Linked DNA regions of Homo sapiens: region 2 is linked to region 1. A link is a contact called in ENCODE Hi-C or POLR2A ChIA-PET data. All regions are on one chromosome and are shown on one strand. Each heading gives the region's core, a stretch centred on a gene start or an enhancer-like site at or near the end of the contact. The rest is flanking DNA. Distances are from core to core; before and after follow the strand shown.

Region 1 (2,630 bases), core at 35-2,534:
CTACTTTTTGTGTGGGCAATAGAACCCTCTGGGGTGCACTCTCATCTGCTGCTAAAGGATCTCGTTGGCTCCGGTGGACCAAGTGAAAAGACACAGCTTTCTTCTTCTCTATAAAGGGCTTTTTCTTCCTGTGAGGCTTCAAAGGAACAAAATCACAACAATTAATTAAAACAGAACAAAAAGACGGAGAATAATTCCATAGTCCACACATGCATCTTTAGTAGTCATGTTAAAGATACTTTTTAAAAATCTACACTTCTAGGGCAGGCAACATCAGCTGTGTTCTGCAGAATCCATACTTAACCTTCCTTCAACAAACATTCCTTGAGCACCTACTTTGTGCCAGACCTTGTTATGGGAACTGAGAATACAGAAGTGGGAAAGTCAGATAAAGTCCCTGTTCTTAGCAAGAAAATCAAGATAATTTCCGGTGAAGAAAATATAAGACAGTGACGTGAAAATGCCTTAAAAGCTACTTTACACTGGCTGCTCAGGGAAGGCCCCTGGCCGACTGAACTAGAATGACAAGAAGCCTGCCACAACATAATCTGGAGTAGACAGCTCCACACAGAGCATCTACCAACCAGTAAATAAAATCACGACACAAACAGCTAAAGTTTAATAAGATCCATCACCTCTTTCTACATTCTTACTTCGCTATTCAATTTTGATTCTCTAAACTGGGAAACCAATTAAGTGGCTTTACTTTGGGCCCAACCTTATGCTCTCCCACAAGTTCCCTTTCTCAGAGGAAACAGACAGGCAGACACCTGCCACTCCAACGCTGAGGGAGACCAGCAGCTCCCTCTGCTCGACCCCAAGAAGCACAGGGTTGCGCGTTTGTGTCGGCAGTCACCAGCTTTTAGTTAACCGAAATCACGCAGGGCTGCAGGCTCCCAGGGATAAAACAAAAAGGCCATTCTCCTCTCCGGGCCACATCCCAGGGAGGCTCGGCGGTGGGAGACTGTAACTTGCAAAGAATGCCCACGGTGGTGACGTTGGCCCATTTCGGGGTACCGTGCCGCAAGCAGCCTCTGGCATGACCCAGACCCGGGCCGCAGTAGCCAAGGTATTACCGGAAGCAGCCTGGCCTCTGCAAAACCACAGCGCTCGGCCGCCGAAACAAGCAAGGCTTGCTCACCATGCTGCAGCCGCGCGGCGCTCACCCCCAACAGGGGCGGCGATGACACCCTCGAAGTCCGGCGGGGAGACCAAGGTCCAGCTGAAGGCCGCTTCTGTAGGCCTCACCACACGTGCAGCCCCAGGACCCGGCGATAACGTCACCCAGCCGGCCGTGGAAACGGACCAATCGCCGAGGAGCTGATGGGTCGCGACCGGAAGTTACATAGGCTCGCTGCGTCTCCACGATCGCGAGAAGCCACCGGGAGGTGGGGCTAGCTCGGCTCCCACCCCTGGGCGGGCTGTACTTTTCCGGCCTTTAGTCTCCCGCCGGGCAAAGGGAATCGTGGGGGTCCTTAACGTTGAGGCGCCACAGAGGGGTTTCTGCTTGTGGACGAACCTTTTATAGCTCCCTCTACGGAGACCAGAGGGGACGAATCTAGCATCCCCCTTGACTTGTGTCCCTTACCTATTCCCAACCATAAAAAACAAAGCCGCGGACACGGAAGGGAGGCGACCACCCCGCTGGGGTGCTGGGGTCGCCAAGTTTCAGGTTCCCTCTCCGGGTGGGGGCGGAGTCGGTTGCCGTAGCAACGGAGGCTGGGGCCTTGCCTTTATAGACTGCATCAGACTTGATCAGGTTATATTTTCCACTGTTTCATGAACTGCTTTCATCTGCCCTGTTAACCAAACCCCCGAGACTCTGTTAACTGTAGAGGCATTTGAACTAATAAAATATATTCAGAATCTCTGGTGTTTGAATGTTAACTTTCTCCCCCTGTTTAAACAAATAGGCTATAAGCACGCATTCTTAGGAAGATTTCAGGCCGGCGTTGGCGTACTCACATAGCTTTTCTTGGACGAAAGTGTGTGGTAAATGCAGTCACTTTCATCAGCAGACCTTTTTTTCAAATTTGTTTCCCCAACTTCCCAGTTTCTGGTGACCTCTCAATGAATGGCTTACCCTGGATTGTGTCTTTATGCCGTAGGCATTATCACTGTAAGTATTTGTGGAGTATTATTCTTTTATTACAGTAAAAATTATAGAAATAGGCCAGGCGCGGTGGCTCATGTCTGTCATCCCAGCACTTTGGGAGGCCGAAGCGGGTGGATCACCTGAGGTCAGGAGTTCAAGACCAGACTAGCCAACGTGGTGAAACCCCGTCTCTACTAAAAATACAAAACTTAGCCAGGTGTGATGGCAGGTGCCTGTAATCCCAACTACTTGGGAGGTTGAGGCAGGAGAATAGCTTGAACCCGGGAGGCAGAGGTTGCAGTGAGCTGAGATCATGCCATTGCACTCCAGCCTGGGCGACAAGAGCGAAACTCTGTCTCAAAAATATATATATATAGAAATAATTTAGGTTAGGACCATAAAACTTGTCTTAGGATATTGCTTTGTAACAGAGATAATACATAGCACTCCTATGTGCCAGAGATTCGTTGTTATTATTCATTATATAGAATTAAAAGATCCAAGGGGGCAGTTTTCATTTCCTTTCAATCAGTTG
Region 2 (2,630 bases), core at 54-2,553, 310 kb before region 1:
AAATCATCATGTGGTTTTAGCACCAATTTAGTAAACACAAACTGTCTGAAATATTTTGATTTTAGAGAGTTACTTACAATCACCACATTAAATGATACCTTTCTCCCATGCAGTGAAAATGACAGCAAAATGGTCATTGAATAATGAAATTAATTTTCTCTTGGGCATCTGTGGCAAAGCACATGATTTCAATGGTTATCTTAGATCAGCCCAGTGACCTTTACTGGCATGTTGTAACATCAGGCGCCTTAGGAAACTGAAAACTCAATCGTCACTTCCCATACCACTGCCCCAGGTTGGCAGGGCAGGCATTTCACATCTAGAGTCTCATTTTAAAGCAAGCCTCGCTTTTCAAAAGTTCATTAACAAAGTCTCACAATTAAGAGAGCAGCCCTGTGACTCATTTTTGGATACCTGTAAATAACAGCTCCTCCCTCTGCTGAGAAACGGCTGAAACAAGTGCGTGAGAACCACAGGAAGTAATACAGATCTCAGCTGGTGTCAGCGGAGTCTAGAAAAAGGCAGAATTCCCTCTCAGGACGGCGTGGCTCTCGCAGGCATTGCCACTACTTCTCTCCATGTTTCTAAAACAAAGTCTTACGTGGGCTTCGAAGGGACTCCTCGAAGGCTCTATCAATTTCTCCGTCTTTCCTGGCTACTGAGTGACACCGCCAAGTTCAAGTCAAGAAGTACCCATTCTGGTGTTTTTGACACAGTCACCCTACTAGGAAGTGAAGAGGTGATAATAAAAAAACACTCCAGCCTTTCGATTTAAAATAAAAGTAGTCTTGGGTGGACACTTTATAAAGGCAGCCTACCAACAGGTATCCCTAAAATAATTCTTACGAAGCACTAAATCCTAAGTCCCTCAGCCTCTGAAATTAAAAGTAATTTTAAAAAATCATTCTGCTTTATATGAGAAACCCAATGCTGTGTTTCCGAAGGTGCCCAGAGGCGGCGTGAGGACCTGCGCCAGATCCAAAATCCCACCTAAGGCACAGCCGCGGGTCCCGAGCCTAGACAGTGCCCCCGCCCCGACCCGCCCTCCCCGATCTCTCCGCGCACGGGGAAAATAGTCAGGAAGAGAAATGGGGGCTCAGGAAGAGAAAAACAAACCTGGACTGGGAGCGAGAGTGCGAACCGAGAAGCCCCTCTCCCGGCAGGGCGCGCGTCCCCTGTGGGCGCAGCGATGGAGAAGGAAACCTGTTGCGCGACTCCCGGCGGCTCCGCTCCCGGCGCCTCCTGCGGCCGAGGCTGAGTTCCTCCACGGCCGCCCGAGCTCCGCGCCGCCGCGGCCGCATCTGGGCGCCGCCGGCTCAGCCCCCGCCGCTTAGGAAGCGACCACAGCTGGGGACCAGGCCCCGCCCCGGGATGACAGCGCTGGGGCGCGGCGGCAGCCGGCTCACAGAGCGCGGGTTCCCGCCCCACCCAGAGTCCATGCGCTCGGGACCGCCCGGAGCCGGGGACGCGCTCCAGCCCCTCCCGCAAGCCCAGGGGCGTTCCCGCGGGCTGCGCGGACCGGCGCGGGGAGTGGGATGTTTGCCGCCCAAGACACTTCCTCCGCTCGTCCTCTGGTCCCCAGGGCAGGGAGCGCGCTGGACTTCCCCCGGGAATCCCCGCTGCGCTGGTGACATTTGCAGTCCGGTGCGTTGCCGCGGCGAGGACGCTGGAAGCCGTCTCTGAGCGTGGGTGTGGCTGCGGAAGCTGCGGCAGGTCCTGCATCCCTGGGACCCTCGAGGACGCGGGCGAGGAGCCTGCGGTCACACGGAGGCCGAGCACCGCCTTCCCAGAACCCTGCCGACCAACCTCTCTCCAGTCGGCCTCAACACCCGCCGGGCTCATCATTCTCTGGATATCAACTGAGCGTCCCCTTGTGTGCCCACCGCGCTCAAAAATACTGCCAAGACCCACCCTCCAGGTCCCGGCACTTTAACGGGGAGGGATAAATAGAAAGTGTGGATTGTGCCAGGTGGTGGTAAAGCACCTTGAAAAACAAGGCTGAGGCTGAAAAGTAAGGAAGTGATACTCAAAAAAGGAAAAATCGGGCCGGGCGCGGTGGCTCACGCGCGTATTCCTAACACTTTGGGAGGCCGAAGGGGGAGGATCTCTTGAGCCCAGGAGTTTGAGACCAGCCTGAGCGATGTGGTGAAAGCCTATCTCTACAAAAAATAAAAAAATTAACTGGGCGTGGTGGCGCACGCTGTGATCCCAGCTGCTCGGGAGGCTAAGGTGGGAGGATCACTTGAGGCTGAGAGGTCAAGGATGCAGTGAGCCGAGATCGCGCCACTGTACTCCAGCCTGGGCGACAGAATGAGACGCTGTCTCAATTGAATGAGAAGAAAAAAAATAAAACTAAAGAACGAATCCTGCCTTGATGGCAGAATGTTTAGACACAGGAACCACCTGAAAGCTCCCAGTTGCCAAAGATGGAACCATTTGAGCAACGAAGTAAACTAAACAAGGTAGTATTGGATTACAAGCCAAAGTAAAAAAATCCATGAGTCTACACTGATATAAATAAATAATTGAATAAATAAATAAAAGGCGGAGAGGAGACAAATCTCCTATACAGAATAATTCCAAATAATTTATGTAGATCATGTACCCTAGGCTGTGCACAGTGACTTCCT

Evidence for each region. Hi-C counts contacts between places; a loop is a spot of excess contacts on that map. ChIA-PET counts read pairs that join two places held with the same protein, here RNA polymerase II (POLR2A). Pooled maps may share reads with other maps.
Region 2: a map of B cell shows a loop between it and region 1 (18-fold over the local background). The contact joins the promoter of STX11 here to the promoter of LTV1 in region 1. A Hi-C loop is called at or near these places in 4 of 168 maps with a recorded cell type or tissue (B cell, CD8-positive, alpha-beta T cell and naive thymus-derived CD4-positive, alpha-beta T cell), 11 of 37 single-sample maps with no recorded cell type and 11 of 50 pooled maps. POLR2A ChIA-PET finds 5 or more read pairs at or near these places in 1 of 52 experiments (activated CD4-positive, alpha-beta memory T cell).

Annotation. Positions count from the first base shown.
Region 1 is chr6:143,841,992-143,844,621 of GRCh38, reverse strand. It overlaps LTV1 (LTV1 ribosome biogenesis factor), which reads right to left and starts at 1,284. Exons shown (of 11, transcript NM_032860.5): 1 at 1,142-1,284; 2 at 5-136. The coding sequence starts at 1,144. RefSeq lists enhancers at 781-850, 1,041-1,250, 1,431-1,480.
Region 2 is chr6:144,149,190-144,151,819 of GRCh38, reverse strand. STX11 (syntaxin 11) reads right to left here and starts at 1,303. Exons shown (of 2, transcript NM_003764.4): 1 at 1,117-1,303. RefSeq lists a silencer at 1,177-1,616.